Regions from separate parts of the Homo sapiens genome. Here all the other regions are linked to region 1. Evidence: chromatin loops called from intact Hi-C (ENCODE). Cell type or tissue: PC-9. All regions are shown on one strand.

Region 1 (5,000 bases):
AATGTTGCTGAACAGCAAATGTCACTGCCTAATCGTTCCTTTGGAAGTTTCGTCTCAGAAGGGTACCCAGCCATGTGAGGTGTCAGTCTGCCCCTACTGGGGGGTGCCTCCCAGTTAGGCTACTCGTGGGTCAGGGACCCACTTGAGGAGGCAGTCTGTCCGTTCTCAGATCTCAGACTCCATGCTGGGAGAACCACTGCTCTCTTCAAAGCAGGGACATTTAAGTCTGCAGAGGTTTCTGCTGCCTTTTGTTCAGCTATGCCCTGCCCCCAGAGGTGGAGTCTACAGAGGCAGGCAGGCCTCCTTGAGCTGCGGTGGGCTCCACGCAGTTTAAGCTTCTCAGACTGCTGTACTAGCAATGAGCGGGGCTCTGTGGGCATGGGACCCTCCAAGCCAGGTGCAGGATATAATCTCCTGGTGTGTCGTTTGCTAAGACCATTGGAAAAGTGCAGTATTAGGGTGGGAGTGACCCAATTTTCCAGGTGCCATCTGTCACAGCTTCGCTTGGCTAGGAAAGGGAATTCCCTGACCCCTCGCGCTTCCCGGGTGAGGTGATGCCTCGCCCTGCTTCGGCTCACTCTCGGTGCACTGCATCCACTCACTATCCTGCACCCACTGTCCGACAAGCCCCAGTGAGCTGAACCCGGTACCTCAGTTGGAGATGGAGAAATCACCCGTCTTCTGCGTGCTCATGCTGAAAGCTATAGACTGGAGCTGTTCCTATTTGGCCATCTTGAGAAGTATTTCTCATTAACTTGCCACCCTTATCAGTATGTCGTAAAGATATTTCCATGTTAAGATGATAGGTGATTGATTGACTGATTGAGATGTATATAAATGTAGATGGCTCTTTATAGCCATTGAGTAATATTTCATGGTATAGATTAGACATATTTTAAAAATCTCATTAAAAATCCATGAAATGGCAACTTAAAGCCAAGGTACTAAAACAGGACTACAAGGCTTTACACAGAACAAAGCGGAGGCTCCTTCATTGTGGTGCAGGTATTTATTGATGTGAGGTTTTTTTGGGGTTTTTTTTGAGACGGAGTTTTGCTCTTGCCCAGGCTGGAGTAGAATGGCACAATCTCAGCTCACTGCACCCTCTGCCTCCCAGTTTCAAGCGTTTCTCCTGCCTCAGCCTCCTGAGTAGCTGGGATTACAGGCATGTGCCACCACCACGCCCGGCTAATTTTGTATTTTTAGTAGAGACGGGGTTTCTCCATGTTGGTCAGCCTGGTCTTGAACTCCCAACCTCAGGTGATCCACCCGCCTCAGCCTTCCATAGTGCTGGGATTACAGGTGTGAGCCACCATGCCCAGCCTGATGTAAGTATTCTTTCTCTAACTTCACTTTAAATGAAATTGAGGATCTTAATCTAATATTGCTATTAAGCCTATTTGAGGGTTTTCATAGCCATAGCAGAATTAGACTTTCTGGAAGATTTAGGTGATTCCTTTTTCCAGAAGTCTTAAAGACTGTCTAGAGAGAGGCAGAGATACATGCTTCTGTTTCTCTGAATCTCAGGGAAGCCTTCTGAACAGATTTAGCAGTCCAGACAAGGGTGGGTGTGCCACCTTGTGTTTAAACACAACCACGAGTAGCAGAAAATAGCTGGGGTTTATGTTGCAGTTGTGGCTTTAAGAGCAGCCAGCACAAAGCTCTGGCCTAAACACCAGTTAACTCCCATTGCCCAAGGCCACTGAACTGAATGTTTGGATTGTCCCCCTGTATTTGTGCCTGCCCAGGAGCCAGCTCAGATGAGTAATAGCTTCTGCTGAAGAGGAAGCGGCTGAATACATCAGAGCATCTGGGCAGGACTTCTTGAAGCCCGACTGCCAGCGGAGACTGGCCTTGATGAGGAGAAGGCATCCCTGAGGGCCAGCTCAGCTCCTGAGAGCTACAGAGCCCCTCAGCAGAGGGATGGCCTGAGGCCTGCCTTCCAGACAACATTGTCAGCAGTAAAGTTGGCCATGTAGTGCCAACTACGTGGTTTCCACAAGTGTTTCTTCATGAATCTTCACAACATTCTGAGGAAAGTCCTAGTTCCCTAATGTGAATGAGGAAAACAGGCGGGGGGAGCCCGGCAGGGGTTGAAGTCACTTTTTCAAAGGAAGAGTCACAGCTGAGTCTAACTCAAGTTCACATGATACCAGTGAACTGAAGAGCACTTATAGCTGGGCATGGTGGCTCATGCCTGTCATCCCAGCACATTAAGCCCAAGAATTTGAGATGAGCCTGGGCAACATAGGGAGACCCTATCTCTACAAAAAATTAAAAGTAAAAAAATTAGCTGGGAGTGGTGGCACATGCCTGTGGTCCCAGGTCCTTGGGAGCCTGAGGTGGGAGGATTGCTTAAGCCCACGGGGGTTGAGGCTGCATTGAGCCGTGATTGTGCCACTGCACTCCACCTGGATGACAGAGTAAGACCCTGTCATTAAAAAAAAAAAAAAAAAAAAAAAAAAAACAACCACTATATGAGATACCATGGGAAAATTTACACCATTTCATTAATCTTCACAATAGTCCTACCAGATAGTATATTTGCTGGCAAATATCGATGAATAATATAATAGGGTTAAAGCAGTTCTACATTTAAATCTAAATGGTTAGGGGAATATTCCAACTCTGCCTCTAACCATCTGTGGCTTGCTATTCTCAAGAAAACTTATAATGTAAAATGTATCTTTGCAGCAGTTACATTACATTCAACCACTAGGGGGCAGCATCAACACAATTTTTCCAGTCTTCCATCTGTAAAGGAAGCAGGGTAGTTTGAGGGTGTTTTAATAGGTTGAGCAGCTGTGCAGGTTTGCCTGGCACTGAGTAGTTTCCCAGGATGTGGGGCTTTCAGTGCTTAAAAAACAGGAAAGTCCCAGGCAAACTGGAACAAGTTGGTTACCCTGGTGTTATATGTTGAAATGGTAGTGAGAATACTACTGTCATTCCCACTTTTACAGAAAAGGGAACCACGAGGAGTAGTTCGTCTGAGGCTCCACACGGCTGCTAGTGTGCAGCAGAGCTGGGATTCCCGCTGTGCCCATATCACACGCAGGACCATGCTCTTAAGCAGGGTATGTGATAATGCCTCCTGAACCATTTAGGACTGCCTTTGGTTCCGTGCTACCGAAACCTGATGACAGTGGCCTAAGCAATAAAGCCTTTCACTTTCGCCAGTGGCGCCATTATGTCATCAGGAACCCAGACTCCTGTTCGCCTCTCACTGGCCAGAGTGGGGCCCCTTGGCTACCTCTGCTGTAAACGAGTCGAGGGAAGTGAGGATCTTTATTGGGCACACTGCTGTCCCAAACAAGCTCAGCCTCCTTTCACTCGAGAAAAAAGGGAAAGTGGGTACTGGGTAGAGAACTCGCAGTGACTACCACACTCTCCAAAGCCACCATTACACTGAAGGTGTGGATGCTGCGCCACCCTGATCCCCCACTTCAGGACTTCTTCCCCCAGTTGCTGGTGGTGCTTGGCTGTCGGTGCTTTCAGGGCACTGCTCTGGAGCAGAGAGCCATCTGCTGAAGGACATGCTCCTTCCCAGGGCAGCCACATCCAATGATTGGTCAGAATAGGGATCGGAAGGCCCAGGGACAACCCTGAGGGGCCATCTCAGCTTCAGAGCGCCTTTGGGGTCAAGCCAAGGCCTTGTGACTACAACATAGCCCAACTTCTGCCTCATCCAGCATCCTTCACAGTGTTGAGAGCACTCCCCAGCAACCCCCTGCACACACGTCTGTCTCAGACTCTGCCTCCTGGGAACTGACCTGAATGGAAAGCAAGCAAATCCTAGAGGCTAAGGTCTCTGCTAGCATGGGCAGGAAAGCTGGACTCATTTCTAGAAAAGGGATAAGTATCTATTGATGACCAATAGATCTTCTATCACTGCCTTTGAGAGGCTTACCATTTTATTGCAGAAGCTAAGTATGCACATAGGAAGCAGTAGGAAAAATTTGATTTCAGACAATCCAAAGCTAATTACAGAGGGCTGTGACTTACCATTTGTTGAACAGATACCATGGGCTGGACACTAGGCTGAACATTCAACTAATGTAGTCTGTGTATCTCACAGTATGAGTGAGCACTTGAAGTAGGCATTTATTATCCCCATTTCACACGTAAGGAAAGGCTCTGAGCTCTGAGGCTCAGAGGTAGACGTGTACATAAGATCACACAGTCAATAGTAAGTGGCCAACTCAGGACTGGAAAGTGAATTATGCTAGACTATAAACTCTTCCAGGTCCCTCTAGCTTGGTACCTCTCCCTGCGCCCCCTACTCTGTTACGTCCACACAAGTGAATAAGTAAACTTGACACTTGGGCTACAGTCAAGAGTCTACTCTGCTCAAGGGGATGATCCCCTTCTTGCATCTCTGTTATGGATATTTATATTTCTAGCTCCTTTTGTTTCTTTTCCCATTTTTTCCTAATGTAGCTTTTCCAAGAAAACGGAATCTTGTTATAATAGATTGTCTTAGCCTGGTCTCCCTTGAAGCAGAGTCTGAGAAAAAAAAAAAAAAAAAAGCTTAAATGTAGTAGTTTGTTAAGTTGGTTAGGGGATGTGGTACCAAAGGAGCAGGAGTGAAAGAGGGGACAGAAGGGGAAGGAGGGAAAGCCAGTGTAAGGATGCACAGGGGCAACTGGGTGCTCTATCCCACAGGACCTCCTAAGAAGGCTTGGGAAATACATCTCAGAACTGTTCACTTGTGGGAAACATTTATCCATTGGCTACCAGCCACAGCTGCCTTCCCTGCTCTGCTGACTTGCATGTGCATGACTGCCCAGCAGGAGGGTGCCTTGTACACCATGGCATCAGAGAAACACTAGGGCAGGAGGCAAGAGAATCAATCTCTCTCTCTCTCTCTCTCCCTCCCTCCCCACCCCCATGTGTGGACACAGTAAGAAGGTGGCTATCTGCAAGCCAGGAAGAGAGGCCTCACTAGCAACTGAAAATGCTGTCTCCCTGACCTTGGACTTCTCAGCCTCCAGACCTGTGAG
Region 2 (5,000 bases), 110 kb before region 1:
CTTACATTATGTTTTCAAGATTGATATTCTGTTCTACAACTCCAATCAAGGTTTATGTTCTTTGTTTACAGGCTGAATCTAACAACTGAAAATCAAGAAGCAACGTTTACACATTACGACTAGGCAAATATTGATGGCAGTTCAGCCGATACAGTAAAGTACTATGAGCACACTGCTTTTCTTGCAAACTTTTTATTTCTCCTGGAGTTTCTATTTATCTTTCTTTTCTCTTGTCCTATTTGCTTATATCACATCCTCACTTTTTTCAAACTTTCCATCATATCAAATATTCTAAGAAGCAAGGAATTATACTAAAAACATTTAATCACCAACCAACCCAATTTAATTCCATTTATGGGGATCACTTATAGCAGAGAGCAATCAGAATAGACAGAGCCCTTGTCACCAAAGCACCAAGGAAGGGTGCTGGGAGCCCCTGGTTGTGCCAGCCATGAACTTCTCAGAATCCGGATCATGGCAAGGTCCAGGAGATCCTAGGAAGGGGCTGGCCAATGGAAGAATGGCGGCTCATGTTAGCTGCTATTTACAAACCCACTCAGAAGCACTTAAACTGGCACATCCTGGCTAGCCATTGGGCCTGCTAACAAGTCATTTTCCCTGTGCCTTCCTCTCATTTCCATCTAAACTTGCTGCATTCTGGACTTGCTGTCCAGCCCCCTTCCCCACCGGGCTGTGCTGCAAGGGATCTCCTGTGTCCTAGACCCCATGTCTTCTTTCTTGGTTTATCCCTCTTGTTTGTGCTAAATAGAAGATTAAGTTTTACCATTTTATATTCAATTCAGAAGACAATCTTAAACATATTTAACCACCAACTCATTAAAAATTTTTAATCACTGGGCATCTTGTTACAAAATTACACAAAGACTCTGATATTTGAAAATCTCGTTTTCCTAAAGTTACCACCAGTGACATCCTATAGTTGAAAAAATGCTGTTTTGCAATTGCCTGAAAGTCAGAAAACAAGAGAGGAGGCCACAGTAGGCCATCGTTGGTGTGGAATTCCCATCCTCCTCTCGGGATGCTTCATGTACCAGGGTGATGCAGGGGTATACAATACATCAGCTACATCATTATCAATCTAGGTATTAAATACCAATAGATGATTAATTGTGTTCTTGTGATTTAGTTAAAAATTAAATGCAAATGGAAGTTCTAAAATTGTCCCCCTGGATCTCAGTGGGTCATCTTTCACAAGACTTGAGGTGCCCAGAATCCTACTTTTGGTACCACTGCTTTATTCAACATGCAGTTACTGAGTGTTTCTTATGCCCGTGTCTCCTGTTCTCCAGGAGCTCACTATTTAGAAGTGGGCACAGACAAAATAACACACCATGACACCAAGAGTGATCAGTAATGTGATAGAGGGAAGCACAAATGCCTGTGGGGGCACTAATGAGGGACCTCACCCAAAGGAAGCAAAGTCTAATCAATTGCTTAGATGGATGTACAGATAAGTGGGTGCATAGGTGGATGGATGGATGCATGGATACATGGATGGATGGATGTATGAATGGATAGGTAGGTGGGCGGGTTGATGAATAGGTGGGTAGATAAATGGATGGATGGATGAATGGATTGATGGATGGATGGATGGATGGATGGATGGATGGATGGATGGATGAGTGGATGGATGGATGGATGGATGGATGGATGGATGGATGGATGGATGAGTGGATGGATGGATGGATGGATGGATGGGCGGGTGAGTGGATGGTTGGGTGAATTGGTGGGTGGCTCAATGATTGGATGAATGGATGAGGAAACATCACAGAAGGCAGTAGAGAATGAGGGCTCAGTCCTGATTGGAGCAATCATCCCTTCCCTAGACTGTAAGGGGTGGAGACAATATATGAGTCATCCCTGGATTCCAGTGTCTGGCACAAGCCTGACACATGGTAGGCATTCAATAAATGTTTGTCAAGTGTGTGAATCAATGAGAGCTAATGAACACCAGGCATTGAGAGAGTTCAGCCAAATGTCTTACCCTTTCTGGGCCTCAGTTTCCCTCCATGTAAATTAGATATGAAAACATGCACCACCAGAATTTATAACACTACTGGTGCTGCAAAAGGTAGACTATGCTTGTGAATCTGCTTTTGAATTCACTGTGCGGCAGGCCTCAGAGAAGTAGCATCTTTTACTTCACCCAGTTTAGCACTCCACCCTTTGATATGTGTGCATTAGCTTGATGCCTAACTATCGCAACATTGGGATACGTATTGTTATGATCATGTCCCTTTGACAGATGAGGCTACTGAGGCTTGAATGGATGGATAAGCAACCTTGAAGCCAGACCCACCAATCCTGGCTCTGCTGTGTAAATCTGGGCAGATCACTTTACTTCTCTGAACCTCTCAAAGATGTAAAGATTAAATGAGATAAAGCATGTAAAGTGCCTGGCATGCAGGAGGTAATTAATGGTGTTTATTTGTTGCCCAAGCCAGGAAGTTGCAGAGACTGGATTGTGTTCTTTTTACCAAAGCATAATGCTACTGAAGCTTTTAAGTTAATCAACGAAAAAGATTAAAATTCTGGTTGGTATATGGTGCTTCAATACATGTAGGGAAGATTTCAGTAACACACTGTGGAACCTGTAATATCTAGAACAACTCACATTGTCAGTGAGCTGCTGTGGCCGCCCCCGTTTGCTGCTCCACCACTCCTTCCGTGCAGTATGTGTCATTTCTTTTCCCCGCCTGCCCCCTGGTGGTAGATTTGGGGACCACAGGCTCAGTCTCTTAACAACAGGCCTTGCAGGAGAGCCAGGCTCATGGCCGCCCCGCATTGCCCTCTGGTGACTGCTGCTAGTTAGCACTTTGCAGAGAAGGAAAGGAGGAATACCGTATGCGCCAAGGAAAGGATTGAAAATGCACTGGCTGGATCTCACTCTCCTGCTCCATCGTTCACTGGTTGTGTGACCTTGGGCGTATCACTTAACTTCCCTGCATATTAGTTTCCCTTATTGGCAAAATGGGTAATACACCCACTCGGAGTTTTTGTGGTGAATAAGATAACTGAGTTAAAACACCTAGCACAAAGTAGATGCTCCATAAAATGTAACTTCTCTCCCAATAAAATGAAAAATAAACAGTACATCATCCAATTATTACAAACTGCCTTACCAGTTTCATAGCAGAGTCAAGTATCTTGATAGATTGGGCCACAGGGTAGGTCAGTTTAGAGGGCAGGGGGAGATAGACAAAGGGGATTGTTAGGAAAATTCAAGGCTTGGGTCACAGCTGAGGATTGCAGGTAAAGATTCAAGAAGACATTGAAGATCTCTAGTCTAGGGGGAGTGGCCAAGATGGCCGACTAGAAGCAGCTAGTGTGTGTGGCTCTTAGGAAGAGGAACGGAAAGGGTGAATAAATACGCACCTTCAACAGAAACCTCCAGATACTCGCACTGCGACTAATCAAGGAAACAACACGACCAGGGAGGATAGAGAAAAGCAAGGCAGGATGACAGCCCACCTAGGAGCAACATAGAGCCAAGGGAACCTCCCCTGCCCAGGGAAGCAGTGGGTGAGTGGGCGACCCCAGGAAACCACATTTCTCCCACGGTTCTTTGCAACCCTTGAATCAGGATATCCCTTGTGAACCCACTTAGTCAGGTCCTTCAGCCTGACACACGAAGCTATGTGGAGTCTCAGCAGAGCACCTGCTCAGGCACGCGTGCATGGAGACCCAGGAGCTTTGGATACTCCAGCTCCGGGCTTCCCAGCAAAAGTAACCGCAATTCTGACAAAGCAGGTTAGACCCCTATACATACCCCTAGGAAAAAGGCTGAATCCAGGGGGCCAAGCACTAATGGTCTGCAGGCCCCACTTCCACAGTGCCTCACAGGATAAAAATTCCAGCCAGACACCAGTAGCAGCATGGCGCCTCCCTGGGATGGAGCTCCTGGGGGTAGGGCAGGCTGCCAGGTTTGCTGTTAGGGCAACTTAGCTGTTCCAGTCTGTGGGCTTTGGAGAGTCCAAACTGACCAGGGGCAGAAGGGATCCCCCAGCACAGCACAGCTGCTCTACCAAAACATGGCCAGACTGTTGTTCTTTAAGCAAGTTCCCAATCCATTCCTCCTCACCAGGCAGGACCTCCTAACCAGAGCCTCCAGCCACCCCACCAGTGTTCTCTGGCCAACAGAGATTTGAAAACTCCCTGGGACAGAGCTTTCAGAGGGAAGGGTGGGCCACCATTTTTGTTGTTTGGGTGACTTAGCCGTTCCAGCCTGCAGTCTTTGGAAAGCCCACCTGACCAGGGCAGAAGTGGTACCCCAACATAACACAGCTGCTCTGTGAAAGTGTGGCCAGACTGCTTCTTTTTCTTTTTTTTTTTTTTTTTTGAGATGGAGTCTCGCTCTGTCACCCAGGCTGGAGTGCAGTGGCATGACCTCGGCTCACTGCAAGCTCTGCCTCCTGGGTTCACGCCATTCTCCTGCCTCAGCCTCCTGAGTACCTGGGACTACAGGCGCCTGCCACCACACCCGGCTAATTTTTTGTATTTTTAGTAGAGACGGGGTTTCGCCATGTTAGCCAGGATGGTCTCGATCTCCTGACCTCATGATCCACCCGCCTTGTCCTCCCAAAGTGCCGGTATTACAGGTGTGAGCCACCGCGGCCGGCCGCCAGACTGCTTCTTTAAAGCAGGTTCCTGATCCCGTTCCTCCTCACTGGGCAGAACCTCCCAAATGGGACCTCCAGCCACCCCTGCCGGTGTTCTCTGCCCAACAGAGATTTGAAAACTCCCCGGGACAGATTTCCGGAGGGAGGAGTGGGCCACCATTTTTGCTGTTTAGGTGACTTAGCCGTTCCAGCCTCTGGGCTCTGGAAAGCCCAAGCTGACTGGGGGAAGGAGAGGTACCCCAACACAGCACAGCTGCTCTATGAAAGCATGGCCACAGTGTCTCTTTAAGCAGTCCCTGATCCTCTTCCTCCTCACTGGGCAGAACCTCCCAACCGGAGCCTCCAGCCACCCCCACCGGT
Region 3 (5,000 bases), 300 kb before region 1:
TGGAGTGCAGTGGCACAATCTCCGCTCACTGCAAGCTCCACCTCCCGGGTTCACGCCATTCTCCTGCCTCAGCCTCCCAAGTAGCTGGGACTACAGGCGCCGGTCACCATGCCTGGCTAATTTTTTTGTATTTTTAGTAGAGACGGGGTTTCACTGTGTGAGCCAGGATGGTCTTGATCTCCTGACCTTGTGATCCGCCCTCCTTGGCCTCCCAAAGTGCTGGGATTACAGGTGTGAGCCACCGCGCCCAGCCTAACTTTTATTTTAAGTTCAGGGATACATGTGCAGGGTGTGCAGGTTTGTTGCATAGGTAAACATGTGCCATGGTGGTTTGCTGCACAAATCAACCCATCACCTAAGTATTAAGCTATTAAGCCCAGCATTCATTAGCTATTCTTCCTGATGCTCTGTCTCCCTGCCCCTCCAACAGGCCCCAGTGTGTGTTGTTCCCCGCCATGTGTCCATGTGTTCTCATCATTCAGCTCCCACTTATAAGTGAGAACATGCAGATGCACCCATTTTAAATACAGATACACAGAGAGATTAGAAGTAAATAAAAGGATGAAAAGAGATATACCATGCAAACACTAAGCACAAGAAGCTAAGTGGCTATATTAACATCACATAAAGCAGACATACTCCAAGCAAAAGCTTACAACTGAAAGTAAAAATAGACAAATCCATAACTATTGTTGGAAACATCAACACTCCTGTCTTAATAAGTGGTAGAACAAATAGACAAAAAGTCAGTAAAGATATACAAGATTTGAACAATACTATCAACCAACTTGATCTAATTGGCATTTATAGAATACTCCATCCAATAAAGCAAAAAATTTTCTTTTCAATGCATACGGTTCATTCACCAACATAGACTATATACTGGGTCATAAAAGAAGTCTCAATAAATGTAAAAGGATTTAAATAATACAGAGTATTATTTAAAGTAGAATAAAATCAGAAATTAATTACAGAAAAATACCTGAAATATCCCTCCTAATATTCTGAAGTTAAACAGCATACTTCTAAATAATCCATGGGTCAAAGAAGAAATCATAAGATTCTTTAGAAAATACTTTGAGCTGAATGATCACGAAAACACCATATCAAAATTTGTGGGATGCATTTAAAGATGTGCTTTAAAGGGAAATAAATGGCTTTAATGGTAAAAATAGAAAAGTATAAAATAAAAGATCTAAGCTCCCACCTTAAAAAACTAGAAAAAGAAGAGCTAATTTATCCCTAAATAGAAAAAAGGAAATAATAAAGATAATAATAAAGAAATCAATAAAATAAAAAGTGTAAAACATTCATGAACTAAAAGCTGGTTTTTTGAAAGATTAATAAAGTTGATACAACCCTGGCTAGACTGATAAAAAGAATAAGACAGGCTGGGCGTGGTGGCTCAAGACTGTAATGCCAACACTTTGGGGGCCAAGGCAGGAGGATCACTTGAGCCCAGGAGTTCGAGACCATCCTGAGCAATATAGTGAGACCTCATCTCCATCAAAAAATTTAAAAGCTAGCTGGGCATGGTGGCATGTGCCTGTAGTCCCAGCTACTTGGGAAGCTGAGGTAGAGGGATCACTTGAGTCCAAGAAAGTTGAGGCTGCAGTGAATGCACCACTGTACTCCAGCCTGGGTGACAGAGTGAGACCCTGCCTCAAAAAAAAAAAAAAAAGACTAAGACACAAGTTAGCAATATCATAAATAAAACAGAGACAAATACTACCAATGCTACAAATACTGAAATAATAAGATAATAAGCAAATGTGAAGATCTTTATGCCAATAAATGCAACAACTTAGAGGAAAAGAATAGATTTCTTGAAATGGTGATCTATGTGATGCCATTCCTTGTCCACTATAGTCCAGATCCACCTCTCCAGTGTATTGCGGAAGATTTGAACAACACTATCAACGGGAATTCCAGTGGGATGCTCTTGCTGAAGGAAACTTAAGAGGAAAATTGCAGCTGATCTTGAAGCTACAAGTATACTCATTGCTTCCCTCTTCCCCAGTTTATTCTAGATTTCCCCCACTCTCAGGTCACGCTTATGCTGGTCTTAGTGGTTCAAATGATGACACAATGCAGACACTCATCTCTGCAGTGTCTCAATGTCTGGTCACCATACCTTTCTCAGGACAGATCTGCTGCACTTGCCCAGCTACCATCAAAACTGGGAAAGCGAATACCAGGAGGGATCCAAGTGGATCTTCTGGTTCCCCTTTATTCCTCCCTACCCTCATTGTGCAGCAGAAAACCATAAGTTTCTCCTAATGATGAGGGCCAATTCTCCTTGATAAAATGAAGACCCCTCTTCTTGCCTGCTGGCCATGAAGAACTTGACATGCCTAGGTGGCAGATGCAGCTTATGGTTCAAGTGGGTTCTTGGCATAAGTGTTCCTCTCTTTGGGGACCCAGACCTCTAAGTTTGCAGAGCCCAGAGTTGCAAGAAGATGAAACTCACCAGCTAGAGGTGATAGGTGGAATCACCCCTTTGGATGCATGCATTCCTCTTTTTGGGGATGCAGATCCACCTAATAGTTTTCAGTTTGTATACAACATCCTGGAGGATAGTGTCCCATCTTGATTCAGTGTCACCTGTGAACTGGAACTTCAGCTGTGCCTTCAGCAGGCCATTGCAAGCCTATGAGGTCAGAAGCTTTTGGGTGGTAAGTGTGATATAACCAGTAGATCTTGTGATCACAGGCCTGCTCCTATACCTCCTTCCCTGGAAAGTGGGCCCCCTGGTCTGATGTGATGTGCAAATGGGTCATATTTTCTGTAAGTTCTCAGATGGAGGTGCTGTCAGGAAAGGCAAACCCATATGTAAAATATGTGTCCATTTCTGTCCAAACACATTTCTGGCCCTTCCTTAATGCAAAAGGACAGATATAGTCAACTTCCCACTTCCTGGCTGCCTGGTCCCCTCAAGGAATGGTGTCATGTCTGGGGCTTAGCATTGGTCTCTGTTGCTGGAAGGTTGGCCACTTGGTGGCAGCAATAGCTCGATCAGCCTCTACGGGTGGAAGCCCATGCTGCTGGGCCCAGGCAGAGCCTTCATCTCTGCCACTGTGGTGACTTTGTTATTGTGCCACTTGTCAGCACTAGAGTAGGCATTTAAGATTTTCAGAAGCATCAACTCAGATGACTCTGTCACATGTGCCCCATTCTTTCCCAATCAGAGCTCTGGCCTGGGCATAGCAGACCTACTTTGGTTGGGAATTCAATCTTTGGAGCTGGTCTGCTCTGATGATTAGATCCTAGGCTTGGTCCTTAGTCTCCTTGCCCTCCCACTGCAGAGATGAGCCCTTCTTTGTGTGCTGCTAAAGAAGCCCCCCTGGCTTTCACACTTGGCTTTCAATGACCTGCTAATCACTCAGCCATTTGTTAATTTTTTTCTAGAGCTGTGATAGAGCTTATATCTCTATATACTAGTTTCCCCTGATTTTTCAAATGCTTGATATGTTCTACCACTTAGTGCATTTGCCTTTGCAGTTTCAGCTATAAAATAGAAACCTTGCGCTAGATGTCTATCTCTACTTGGACCATATCTCACTCCCTTTACCTTTTTACTCCCTCTTGCCTGGAATGCTGTCATCATGCTTGAGGCCAAGCAACCTGTGACAAGGTAGTCACAAGCACACAGGACATGACTAAGCAGCAAGACAAAGAAATCATCCCAGATAGCAATGTGGAGCAACGGTACCACTCTAGACAACCAACCTTTGATCTTACCATTATACAACAAAAATGAAACCAGCTGAAGCCACTAGATTTTTTATTTCTGTTTCAAAAAAATGTAACTCATCTTAACTGTGTTGATTATCAAAATATTATACTAAGCATTTTTTAAATTTAGATGAAATTAACAAGTTCATGAGAATCACTTGCCAAATTAATTAGTACTGGCTTATGAAGAGAAATTTAATCTGTGGTTTAAAATTTTCTCATAGCACACCCAGAAATCCTAGATTTTAACCATCAAGTTTCATCAACCACTTATGGAACAGATCATTGCAAATGTACGTATATTTTTCCAGAAAACAGAAAATAATGGTACACTCTTTAATCATTTTTTGATTATTATATCTTGATTGCAAAAGCAGGAACAAGAAGGCAGTATGAAAAATTGCAGGCCAATCTCATTCATGAACTTGATAGGCTCAAAGCAAAAGGAATTTATTGATGGCATTTTTAAAAATATAATAAATTTATAATTAAATTGGGTTAATCCCAGTAATACAAGGTTAGTTAACATTTAAAAAATTATCAGTGTAAATTTTTCACATCAGCAGATTAGTGAAGAAAAACCACATGATTCTCACAGGTGTGGAAAAAGCATTTAGTGAAATGTTATATTCATTCGAGATAAAACTCTTTGCAAACTAGAAATGGAAGGGGAATTATTTAACCAGATAGAAAATATCTTCAATAAACCTATAGAAAACATCATACTTAAAGTGACATATTATAGTAGTTTCTTCAAAATCAAGAACAAATCAAGAACGTCTGCTTTTATCACTTTTATTCAATATCATAATTAGGGTCCTAGCCAGAAACAATTAAGAAGGAAGAAATGAAGCTGTTATGATCATCAATATGGAAAACAGAAAATAATCCATAGGTAAATTATTAGAATTAATATATGTTTAACAACATTGCAGGATATATAGAAAACACTGTATTTTATAGTAGGCAAGAAACAAAATATAAATTTTAAATAATGCCTTTTTTATAAAAGCAACCATGAAAAATCATATAGCTGAACATAAAGCTCAGAAAATATAGGAAGAAAATGTGGAAAAAATTATAACTCTTTTGGAAAACTTTTGAAGAAGTCCCAAATAAATGGATAGGAATTGTTATGGTTAGAAAACCTTGGTATTATAATGATGCCAATTGTGTCTAATAGACCTATTGGTTCTACAAAATTGAAGCTCAATAGCTTTTTTCTTAGAATTTGTTAAAATAATTCCAAAATGTACATGGTAGAA

What was found. Peaks named below come from ENCODE experiments on the same cell type or tissue, not always from the same donor. Only the 100,000 strongest peaks of a DNase experiment are listed, where the experiment ranks them.
Region 2: a loop joins it to region 1, with 11 times the contacts of the local background. A loop is called at or near these places in 2 of 110 quality-filtered maps.
Region 3: it touches region 1 in a loop (4-fold over the local background); 3 of 110 quality-filtered maps call a loop at or near these places.

Annotation. Positions count from the first base shown.
Region 1 is chr3:141,300,855-141,305,854 of GRCh38, forward strand. It overlaps LOC124909441 (a long non-coding RNA gene), which reads left to right and starts at 2,979. Exons shown (of 4, transcript XR_007096119.1): 1 at 2,979-3,074; 2 at 4,902-5,000. In PC-9, CTCF peaks have their summits at 1,655, 1,854, 2,743 (motif pointing right) and 2,943; DNase peaks (open chromatin) are centred at 1,697 and 2,727; H3K27ac peaks cover 758 bases.
Region 2 is chr3:141,189,698-141,194,697 of GRCh38, forward strand. No RefSeq gene overlaps it. Among named protein-coding and RNA genes, the nearest start is that of PXYLP1, 40 kb to the right of the region's middle. In PC-9, CTCF peaks have their summits at 2,767 (motif pointing left) and 2,970; a DNase peak (open chromatin) is centred at 2,774; H3K27me3 peaks cover 1,449 bases.
Region 3 is chr3:140,997,228-141,002,227 of GRCh38, forward strand. No RefSeq gene overlaps it. Among named protein-coding and RNA genes, the nearest start is that of SPSB4, 52 kb to the right of the region's middle. RefSeq lists a silencer at 2,903-3,082. In PC-9, a CTCF peak has its summit at 2,989 (motif pointing right); no DNase peak of the experiment used is centred here.